Linked DNA regions of Mus musculus: region 1 is linked to region 2. The links are chromatin loops, found by intact Hi-C in ENCODE. Cell type or tissue: gastrocnemius. All regions are shown on one strand. Links, peaks and the distances in the headings refer to the core of each region. The heading gives the core; the rest is flanking DNA.

Region 1 (5,517 bases), core at 111-5,110, 67 kb after region 2:
AGTTTCAGCATTAGGGGGGTTGAGAAACACTGGTCTAATAGCAAGAGATGCAAGGAGGCAGAAACATTTGTGACATTGGCCTGAGATACTGATCTCAGGGATGTAGCCATGGAGTGAAGGTGCTTGTTCCACTAGTGTAAGCATGTGGATGCTGAAATTTGGTCAAAGTGCACTCTTTTCACCAATTCTTTCATTGCTCTGGCAACTGAGGTCTGCCTGTAATTTCTAAGTGCTCTAGATCAATTAACCTGCCCTTTTGTTATAGTTAGGGTTTTACAACTATGAGCAGACACCATGACCAAGACAAGTCTTATAGGGAGGCTGACATACAGGTTCAGAAGTTCAGTCCATTATCCAGGAAGGAACATGCAGCATTCAGGCAGGCATGGGTCAGGAGGAACTGAGAGTTCTACATCTTCATCTGAAGACTACTAGTCAAATGCTGACTTCCAGGTAGCTAGGATGAGGGTCTTAAAGACCACACCCACAGTGACACACCTACTCCAACAAGACTACACCTACTCCAACAGGGCCACACCTTCTAATAGTGCTATTCCCTGGGCCGAGCATGTACAAACTATCACATCTTTCTATTTCTTCTTCTTTATTCTCTTGGCTCATCTCTTGGTAGAACCGGCATCTTAATCTCCATGGCTTTAGCCATGAAGGAACGATTGGTGTTAACTCTGGGCTTATGCAGAAGGGAACATAGACAACAGCCAAGTGTCTCACATGGACTCCTTATGCTATTGGCTCTTTGTGTCTTAGAGGACCTGCATACAGTTGACAGATTGGTCATGTTCCTGGCAATATAGAAAATTGTTGCGATGATTCCCCATTTTTCACTCCTTCCTGGCAGTTGTCATGCTAAGGCCATGCTGCTTTCTGAGCAGGACCTTCTCCCTTGCACTGTAAAAGGAAGATCAATGGAAGTGTTAGTATGTGGCAGAGGTTCTGCTGGGGATTTCCACATTCTTCACCACCATCCTATGGGAAAGATGTTATTAGCTCTCTGCTGCTGGTGGGGGATTTGTGATGTAAATATTTCCATTTTATCCAGCCAGTAAGTGTCTTCTTGTTATAGAGAGTCTATCTGCTAATTTCTTGGTCTTGTATGTGCATTCACTTACCCCTTTTTTTTCTCCAGGATTTTGGCATTAGGTTTTTATCTGCATTGTGCATCCTATGTCCTGTATGGCTTTGCTTGCGGCTCAGGAGTACTTGCAGTAAGTGCTTCCGAATCTGGACAAGTGCTAATTTGTTTGTAGTTATTTCCTGAAGGGAAAAAAAATAAGTCCATTTATGTTTTCTCTTCTTTTATCTTTCCAGACCCTTAGGGGCCCATTCTCGATGGTACCTTTGGAGCAGATGTAACCAAGAAATCAATATAGCTGTTAGAGTTAGCCATGGCAACCGTAATGCCACTATATCCCCTACTCCGTAATGTTGACAGAGATGGCAGAGCCAGGAGTAGGTGAAATACTCAGACAAGGGGATGGGGACCTCAAAGGAAGGGGGAATTAAAACCCCATGGAGCCTCACTCAGAAAATGAAAAACTGTCAGCTGTGCCCTGTGGCATAATCAGGTCTTCTTACAGAGAGTGAAGCCATTAGGCTTGATGTCAGGCATGGCAGGGGTATCGGCAACATGCAGGTATCATGAGGCCCTTCTCGAAGATGAAATTGGCAGCTGCAGGGCCAGCAGCCTGCCCCACAGTCTTACCTTTCACTTTAAATACCAGGGGCTCAGCAGCTCCAGGGGTGGAGGGAGGTTGGGCAGACCAAGCAACTCCCTGCTTTCGTTGCATTTGGGCTCTTGTTCCTGTGGCTGTTACTATTGTTGCTGTAGTAGAAGAGAAGGATTCACTTCCCACTTCTAAGACCAGAGCCTGGTGCACGGAAAGCCCTGGCAGGGTATCTGAATCCTGGTAGCCTTGTCTACAGAGTACATTCAGCCAGCCAGGAGTGACTTACATACCCCAGCCTTTCTGTGTGTCAGGGGTTGCTCCAGGTGAAAGACTGAGTGAGGACTGGGTAGGAAACAGAACTTGCTCAAAGCCCCAACGTCCTTCCACGATCCTGGAATCAGGCAGCTCATGTCATACAGGGAGCAAATATGGAACATACTGGGGTTGCATTTTACCTCAACGTGGAGGCCAAGCTGCCTCTGGGAATCCCTCCTTCCTTTCCTTCCTTGGTGTGTAGTTTTGGAGTGGTTCTCAAGGGAAATTTTCTTTCTAGAAAGACTTCTCTGTAGTCTTCTTCTTCTTCTTCTTCTTCTTCTTCTTCTTCTTCTTCTTCTTCTTCTTCTTCATCTTCTTCTTCTTCATCATCATCATCTTCTTCTTCTTCTTCTTCTTCTTCTTCTTCTTCTTCTTCTTCTTCTTCATCTTCTTCTTCTTCTTCTTCATCTTCTTCTTCTTCTTCTTCTTCTTCTTCTTCTTCTTCTTCTTCTTCTTCATCTTCTTCTTCTTCACCTTCTTCTTCTTCTTCTCTTCTTCTTCTTCTTCTTCTTCTTCTTCTTCTTCTTCTTCTTCTTCTTCTTTGTTATAACTTAGTAGTAGAAGGGTAAGGTGCCAAGGTGTGTGTGTGTGTGTGTGTGTGTGAAAGAGAGAGAGAGAGAGAGAGAGAGAAAGAGAGAGAAGTTGTCACCACCAATATTATAGGTTAGGTATCCATAATCTCACAATGTGAAATCCAATGTGCTCTAAAATTGGTAACCTTTTGAATTCTGACAGAATCCCATGAGTGGAAGATTCCATGCCATTAAACTCTGAATTTTAAGGTGTCTTATGAGGTCAACATCACGTGGTATATACAAGGAATATATGAGGTATATATAATACACAAATATATCTGCTGCTCAGACTTGTATCCTACTCATGGGTCAGACATTAGCTCTTCAAGTAGTAAATTATTCTGGATAGTTTTATGTCAATTTTACACAACCTATAGCTGTCTGAGAGGAGGGAACCTTAATTAAGAAAAATTCCTTCCTAAGACCAGGTTGTATGCAGGCCTGTATGCAATCATTTAAAATCAGTGATTGATGGGGTGGGACCCAGCCCATTGTGGGTGGGGGCCATCCCTGGGCCAATGGTTCTGGGTTCTATAAGAAAACAGGCTGAGAAAGTCACAGCAAGCAAGTCATTGAGCAGTATACCTTCAGGTCTCTTCGTCAACCCCTGCCTCCAAGTTCTGGCCTTGTTGGAGTTCCTGCCCTGACATTCTTCAGTGATGAACTATGTTGTGGTAGTGTGTGCCAAATTAGTCCTTTCCTCTCCATCTTGCTTTTTTGTTCATAGTGTTTCAGCACAGTGATAGAAAACCTAAGACAAGTTGGTACCAGGACTGTAGGGTTGTTGTTTTGGGGAGGGTTGTGGAAGGACTTTGGAACTTTGGACAAGAAAAGCCTTGGGATGTTTAATTCTTGTTAAGCTATTCTGTAGGAGCTTGGAAGATAAGAATGTTGAAGGCAATGCAGAAGATGGAGGTCTCCCCTGTGAAGTACCAGAGAAAAGTCTGAAGATTCTATTGGGGATGTTTGCTATTTTGAATTACGATTCTTTCATTCTGCAAGCTGGGGCTGAAGAATCAGCTGTAATTAACAAGATATCTGTATGGCTAGAGTGAAATCTTTGTTTTGCTGGAATACTCGGTGCTGGGTTGGCTGGAACTTAGAATTTAGCAGAGATTAAGAAGAGGCCAGCATCATTGAGGCAAAATCTTCTGGGGAGTGTTTCCTGAGAGTCAGCACACAGAAGTTGTGTTCTAGAGGTGGACACGTTTGTACTTGATACTGACAGGTGAACTTGAAGAGTCATCCAGGTGGTACTAGTTTTGAAAACATAAAGGAATGATAGAGAGCAGCTGATGCTTGGCACTCTGAGAAGTCAGGAGAGACCACCGATAAAAATGCAGCCTCATAGGCAATTGAAGGCCCAGGACTAAAGGGGTCATGCAGAGAAGCTGAGGTTTGGCATCAAGAGAGACTATGAGAGGCTATGAGTGAATGTACAGCTCAATTGTAGCAGAAGACTGCAGCATTTTGGAGATGCCAGTACCATGGGATGACCACAAAGGTCAGCAGCTGTGGTGGAGTGGAGTCAGCCAGAACCCAGAAGACAAGCTGTGTGTGCTGCAGAGAGTAGAGGTGGAGAAGTGACCTAAGGCCCTTGGAGGATCCCAGATGATTGTGAGTGAATCCTAGACATTGGATGTTGAATTATGTAAAATTTTGCAGTTTGGTATTGCTTTTATTTGATTATGTCTATGCCCTGATTTTTCCCTCTTCAACAGGGATCTTACTGGACCTTCTTAGGTACTCTTATTATTCCTGTTTCCTAGATAACAAAACAAATGCTCCAAATGATTGACAACATGTGAGCCCCGACTGCCTATTTTATTCCTGATTCTGGTTGTAAACAAGTTCCTCCTCCTCCTCCTCCTCCTCCTCCTCCTCCTCCTCCTCCTCCTCCTCCTCCTCTTCCTCCTCCTCCCATTTGTACCCATTCATTGTGGATATCAGATCATTCTTTCAGAGTCCTGATGTCTACTTCATTGTCAGTCTCTCTGCCATCTGGGTCCTCCAGATTGAAACTGACTGTGCTCCCTTCTTGCCCCACTCCCTACAATGTCTTTCCTTCACACACAAAAAACCACAAAAGTCCTTAATGGAGCAGAACAGTCCTCCTGACTGTACCCTGAGGACTCTACTATTCTTATCTCTTGTGTCTTCTACCTGTTTCCACCAGTGGACTGGTACAGGCCTCAGGCAAAGGGAGGGATTATTCTTTTCCTGATGTGTTTTCGCTCTGCAGAGAGATGCAGGGTTAACAAATCAAACTTCCCTGTGGACTTTAAGAGTTCAAGAATGGGTTGTTGGACCATCCCTTGGGAACACTGCTGAAAAAAAAAATCCTTGTATTGGGTGGGAGCTTCATTCCAATCGTATATTGGTACAGCTTTTTAAAACACATAATTGTATAACGTAAGAGAAACCCAGTTTTTCAACTGTGTTCAGGTCTCAAATTCTATTTGCTCTGTGAAAGACTATATTGACTTTGGAAAGTAACTTGGCAATATTACACTACAGCAACTTTACTCCCAATTATGCTCCCTGGAGAACACTCATGTGCAAAGGAAAGAATGCAGTATTTGTAATCCTAAAAAAAAGAGAAGGCTGAATTAAATATCCATCCATGGGAGAAAAAACATACAGATTTGTGTGAAGTTTTCTAGATGAGCTAACCCTCACATGGAGACATCTCAAAAACATGGCAGAATAAAAATCATAAATAGTGCCATGCATTATGCCTGCTAAGATCCCAGTAGGAGGCAGAAGGCACGAGGGGTTCTAGAAAGAAGGAATGAAGACTTTCGCCCCAGGGATGGCTGGGCTAGTGGGCTATTGGCTGGTTTAGAGATTCCTGTAATCCTATTGTGTATTTTGCTTCAAAATTATTCCCATTTAGACCATTTATTTTCTGACTTCCTTTTAATCTAACATATCCTTAT
Region 2 (5,517 bases), core at 238-5,237:
GCTTCTTCATTTCTGATTCTTTTGTTGAAAACAGTGTAGGAAACCTGAAATGACTCCTACACACATAGCCTGCACTCAAAGAGGCTCCGCCGGCCCATGTCTCCTGGGATCTCTCAAATCGCCCTTTGAAGCAGGACTCTATTGCCTCGGCTCACAGAGGTAGGGTGACCATCTTCAGTCTCACAGAGGTCCTACATCAAGCCGGGACTAGAGGATGAGCTCCAACCTTTTGGTCTCTCTCTGTGGGGTTTCCTATTCTGCCATCTGCCTCGTTCTGAGGACTTGATGTAGCAGGACAGGCTGTGGAGGGAAAGGAGCACCCACCCACTTGGGCTGGGTGGGCACGGGGAGCTGGCTGCCCTCTGCAGTTCAGTTCTAAGGTCTTGGAAGCTCCGTGGCCAACTTCTTTCCTATAGCCTCCTCCAGCTCTGGCTAGAACCTGGGGCTGCTGGACAGAGAAAGTCCTGGCATATCCTCTGCACACGTCCTTCATTTGCACAACATGAAGGTGCTCTGGCTCTATGCATGGTCCTGTCTCTGTACCAAGGAAGGGCTGATATGATTGCAGTTGGATCCAGATACTCCTTGCTTGTGCTCTACAGCTGGCTTCTTGTCTTCCTCTGACTGTCCCCCTCTCTGCTCTTCTTCATTTATTCCTTGAGCTCTCTAATAGCTATATGTTCTGACCCTTCATTACAAGCTATTGTATGGTTCTCTTAATCCCACCAATGTAGTTCCCATCCCAAAGAAGAAATGGAATACTACAGAGCCAGAGGCCAGGTTATCATTTTGTGCTTTTTTGTTTGTTTGTTTTAAGATTTATTTTTAACTACATGAAATGTTTTGCCTACATGTATGTATGTGTACTGTGTGCATGCCTAGTGCTCACAGAGGTCAGAGGAGAATGGTGGGTCTCCTGGAACTGGAGTTATACATGTTAGCGAGCCGCCAATGGAGGTGCCAGAACCGGAACCCTAGTCCTGCAAGACAAGCATGTGTTTTTACTTGCTGAGCCATCTTTCTAGCCCCCATAATTCGGAAAAGAGTCAGCTCTAAGTGACTTGAATCTGGGTTCTAATGTAGTAGTCCTATACCATCTGTTTCATGTGACTCCTGCTTCTCCTATTGTGACTCTGCAACAGTGGTGGTGGCACTCTCCAGGTGGGAGTTAGGACATACCAGGACCAATGCTTCATCCTTCACATCTCCTTCCCCTGGAACAGTCAACTCCTTCCATACCTAGAAATGAAGTTCTTAGGTGAGGGAATCCTCTGCTAGAGGAACACTTGGCCTCAGCCAGGAGTCCTAACTTGTAACATCCTACCTGCCCATACATGATGTTCTTAGTGTCCGTACTGCCCTTACTGCTCCTGAAGGTAAGTCACCTGCAGGGTCACGTCCTATGGTGGCATCAGGAGGGGAGATATTTGATCGAGTTAGTGTCATGGAACACTAATTTGTTTTGATCCACAACAGACCTTCAGCTGACCTACCTGATCCTGGTAGGGATGTCTGAGGGAAGCTAACCCAGAGGGACTCCTGGCTGGGCCCTGGGTGCTCCTATGACTGGTGTAGCAGTCATGAAGGATGGAAAGAGACCCATGTGAGGAAATTTCTGGAATGTATAGACACCTAAAGGAGTTCCTTCAATGTCTTGCAAACAGGTTTGCTCTTGGACTGAGCAAGTAGCCTCTACTGGTTAAGTGAGTCATTCACAAAGCCTTGGATTTAATCCAGACACTAAGTAAACCCAGGGGATATCACATGACTATAAGCCCAGACCGTAGGAGGTGGAGAGAGAAGGATCCGAAGTTCAAGGCCATCCTCTGCTATGTAGTGAGTTCGAGTCAACCTTAGATTCCCAGAGGCACTGTTTAGAACCACATAAGTAAGGGACTAGAGGGATGGCTCTGTGGATGAGAGCACTGACTGCTTTTCCACAAGTCCTGAGTTCAATTCTCAGTAACCATAGGGTGGCTCACAACCATCTGTAATGGGATCTGACTCCCTCTTCTGCTGTGTCTGAAGACAGTGACAGTGTAATAAAAAAAAAAAAAAAAGAAAAGAAAAGAAAGTAGAACCAAATAAATATTATTGCCACCCCTCAAGGAGAAAACGAAAAAGAAAAGGAAACAGAACAAGAAAGGTTTGCTCTCTGCTGACTTCTACCTACCTCACAGCTCAGACCTCCTCACAGCTTTCTCACCAGCTATGGCCTCCTGTTCACATTCTGTCTCCCTCCTGTGGGCAGAGAATGCCCAACGCAGATAGCACCTTGTACACGCCTCCCCTCCTCCCCCTCTTACTTTGTGACTCTTGTTTCCTGCCCTCTGTCCCCGCCATGGACTTCTGCCAGCTTAGCCCACAGTGGCCTCCCTTTGTTTAAGCATCTTGGTTTCAGGCAGACTTAGCCAGCCTCTTCATTCACCCTTTAGAAGTCCTGACAGGCAGCCAACCAAGCTGGCCAATCATGAAGGTTGGGTATCAGGGTCCTGGTAGCTGCTTCCTGTCTTGGTGGCTTCCCACACCTGGATACCCTGAGGCCCTGGACAGAAATGCCCAGATATTCACCTCAGCTGGCATGAACATACCATCTGGGGCTGCTGGCTGGGGCTGTTCCCATAGTCTTGATCCTTTCTGGGAACTACTCCTTCCATGAGTAAACCCTCTCTCTTCTCTTACCCACGCCATTCAGTCCACAGCCTGTCTCCACCAAGGATCTCTGGCAGTGGGAATGTAATGAGCTGGCTGGGTTCTGTGACTGTGAGGAGACAAGGATGCCTCATTTTCCTCTTCTGTACATGGACATTCACCCAGTACATTGATTGACACTAGCGATGGACAAAGAGGTACTATGGGCTAGGCCAGTATAAGCATTCTACAAAGAACAGCAGCTGGCAATGCTACTCTATGTGAGTTCTACAGTGATACTGTATCATCCTAGGTGTCGCATGGTGCATCATCGCATAGAAAGAAATGGTCAAGAGCATAGGAAACAGTACAGAAGCTCCGCTGCACTCTCTAGATCCTTGTTGTGCTCCCAGTCAGAGATCCAGCTGAGAAAAGGAAGTAGAACTTCCATTCTTACTGTTTAACTTAAAAAAAAAAAAGCAGTAAATACTCATTCTATAATTTAGGAAATTCAGACAAGCAAGAACAAAACTTTGTTGTTGTTGTTGTTGTTGTTTGTTTTTTGAGACAGGGTTTCTCTGTATAGCCCTGGCTGTCCTGGAACTCACTTTGTAGACCAGGCTGGCCTCGAACTCAGAAATCCACCTGCCTCTGCCTCCCAAGTGCTGGGATTAAAGGTGTGCGTCACCATGCCCGGCAGAACAAAACTTTTAAGAAACACATTTGCTAATATATGTAGTCACGGGCACAAAGATACACACATGCACTATCTATAGTGGGGGAGGTGTGTGTGTGTATGTGTGTGTGTGTGTGTGTGTGTGTGTGTGTATGTGTGTATGTGTGTATGTGTGTGCGTAATCATTTCTGTATTTATTGTCACTTCAGACATGTATATCACTCATTTAATAGTCTTATTCCATGTGATGTGGATCTCATACGTGTTTATAAAAAATAAGAAATGAGCTCCTGTGTTAGAGCCTGGTTTGCCATTTGACCTTAGGTGATTTTTTTTTTCTTATCTATAAATGTTTCTTCTATGTGGAAAATGTGACAGCCAATAGACTTTCCTTATCCATCTAACTGATAAAGCAGATGCTGTGATATACATCTTCAAGATTTTCAGGGTGATTAGAGGAATAGCTGACACCCAGAATTTCTCCATGAAGGTCTCTGGGGTTCCCAGAGGCAGATTCAGCAAGCATCTGAGTTCTAGGAAGTTCCCCATTCCCTTTTTTGACACTTAATGCAAATGGGTATCTGTTCTACTAGGAGCTATGAACATAGAATGCGGTAGTTACCTTTCTATTACTGTGATAAAATACCATGACCAAAGCAACGCAGAGGAAATAGCATATATTGGGGCCTACGGTTCTAGAGGGTGAGAGTCCATCTGCGGTGGCACAGCAAAGGCAGGGACAGGATATGAAGGATCACATTTCGATCTGCAAACACAATGAGAAGGGGTACGGGGAGCTAGAAATGACTCAGGTCCCTTTACTCTCAAAGCTTACTAATGACACACTTCCTTCAAAAGTCCAAACCTCATAAATGTCCCCCAAACTGCACCAGGAGACCAAGCATTCAAATGCCTCAGGTCATGGGGACTATTTCTCATTCAAACCACCATAGATGTTCTGAGCCCTTTCCGGCCCAATTTCTTGCAGAATTCCTCATGTAATACAACATAGCCTTTCACTAGCATATGCTTCAGTGATGGTTATCTTAGAACCCCTTGGCCCCAACCTGCCTGGGACTAAGTATGGCACTTGTGAACTTGGGCCTGTGGAAGGATGCTGCACTCTCCCTTCGGGCCCTCTTGAACTCATTTGTCCCAGTCAGAAGGTTAAGTTTCCTTAAGCCATCACATTGCCAGTGATCTGCCAGCCACTGCTGGTCTAGGAGCTGCTTGAATGTCAGCTCCTGCCTGGCACACCTGGAATAGGCACACTTCAGCTGTTGCAAGGCAGAGCCTGTGGCTGGGATAGCACCTGGAGCCGTTGTGAAGCCTAATACCTCCCCCCTTGACTCTTCCTGGATCCAGTGGCAGGTGGCTGGTGGTTGGTGGCTGGCAGCTGGCAGCTGGTGCCTGGTGGCTGGCAGCGTATACGGGGTTGGCATACCTGCCAGCTGGGTCTTTGATCATGATGGCGCTGTCCACCCAGCCCAGCACATTAGAGAACACAAAAGCTTCAAAAAGCCGCACAAAGAACCACCAAGGAATTGCAGGAAGTATGTCTGTTGTTTCCTGGCTACAAGTCTGGAGTGTGGGAGGATCCTTGGCATGGGTGACTGGTAGCATGGCAGTTGTGGACACAGCACTGACCTTGAAATTCAGCAGAGCCTTTGGCCTTTTGGAAGCCTCTGCTGCTCACACTGTACACTGACTTAAGGGCAAGTTACTCAGAGTAAATTGGTGCAGTTCAAATACCTATCAAGTGTGTTTCTTTAAGAACAACAGCAATAACTAGAAGCAGCAGGTAATATTTATTGAGCATTTGTTGTGACTTGGAGTCCCAGAGTCCCAATACCTGGGCTTAACTTAAACCTTTCCAAACACCAGGTTCACCTGTATTCTGTAAAGACAAGACAGCGGTCATTTCCTTGTCATGGTGGCTATGAACTGTGAATGAAAAGGTCTCCAAACACTGCCATGTCTCCCTGACAAGAGAAGATCCTGTGGTTTAACCCACTGATATCCAACACATCCAACAGTAGCATGCTCTCTACTGTATCCCGTTCCTTCCTCTGCAGAACACTTTATGTTATATACATGGATCTGTCAATGTAAGGTTCTGACATGAGTTGCTAGGATGATCAAGTCCTGGTCAGTACCAAGTTAAAAAAAAAAACTATATAAAAGCTATATTAGGGGACAGCTGTGGCTTT

The links. Hi-C counts contacts between places; a loop is a spot of excess contacts. Peaks named below come from ENCODE experiments on the same cell type or tissue, not always from the same donor. Only the 100,000 strongest peaks of a DNase experiment are listed, where the experiment ranks them.
Region 1: it touches region 2 in a loop (2.2-fold over the local background); 1 of 42 quality-filtered maps calls a loop at or near these places.

Annotation. Positions count from the first base shown.
Region 1 is chr15:62,274,636-62,280,152 of GRCm38, forward strand. No RefSeq gene overlaps it. Among named protein-coding and RNA genes, the nearest start is that of Pvt1, 240 kb to the left of the region's middle. In gastrocnemius, for the core only: no CTCF peak of the experiment used is centred there; no DNase peak of the experiment used is centred there; H3K27ac peaks cover 254 bases.
Region 2 is chr15:62,207,784-62,213,300 of GRCm38, forward strand. The region is part of intron 2 of Pvt1 (Pvt1 oncogene); the gene reads left to right. Among named protein-coding and RNA genes, the nearest start is that of Pvt1, 170 kb to the left of the region's middle. In gastrocnemius, for the core only: no CTCF peak of the experiment used is centred there; DNase peaks (open chromatin) are centred at 2,395 and 4,724; H3K27ac peaks cover 504 bases.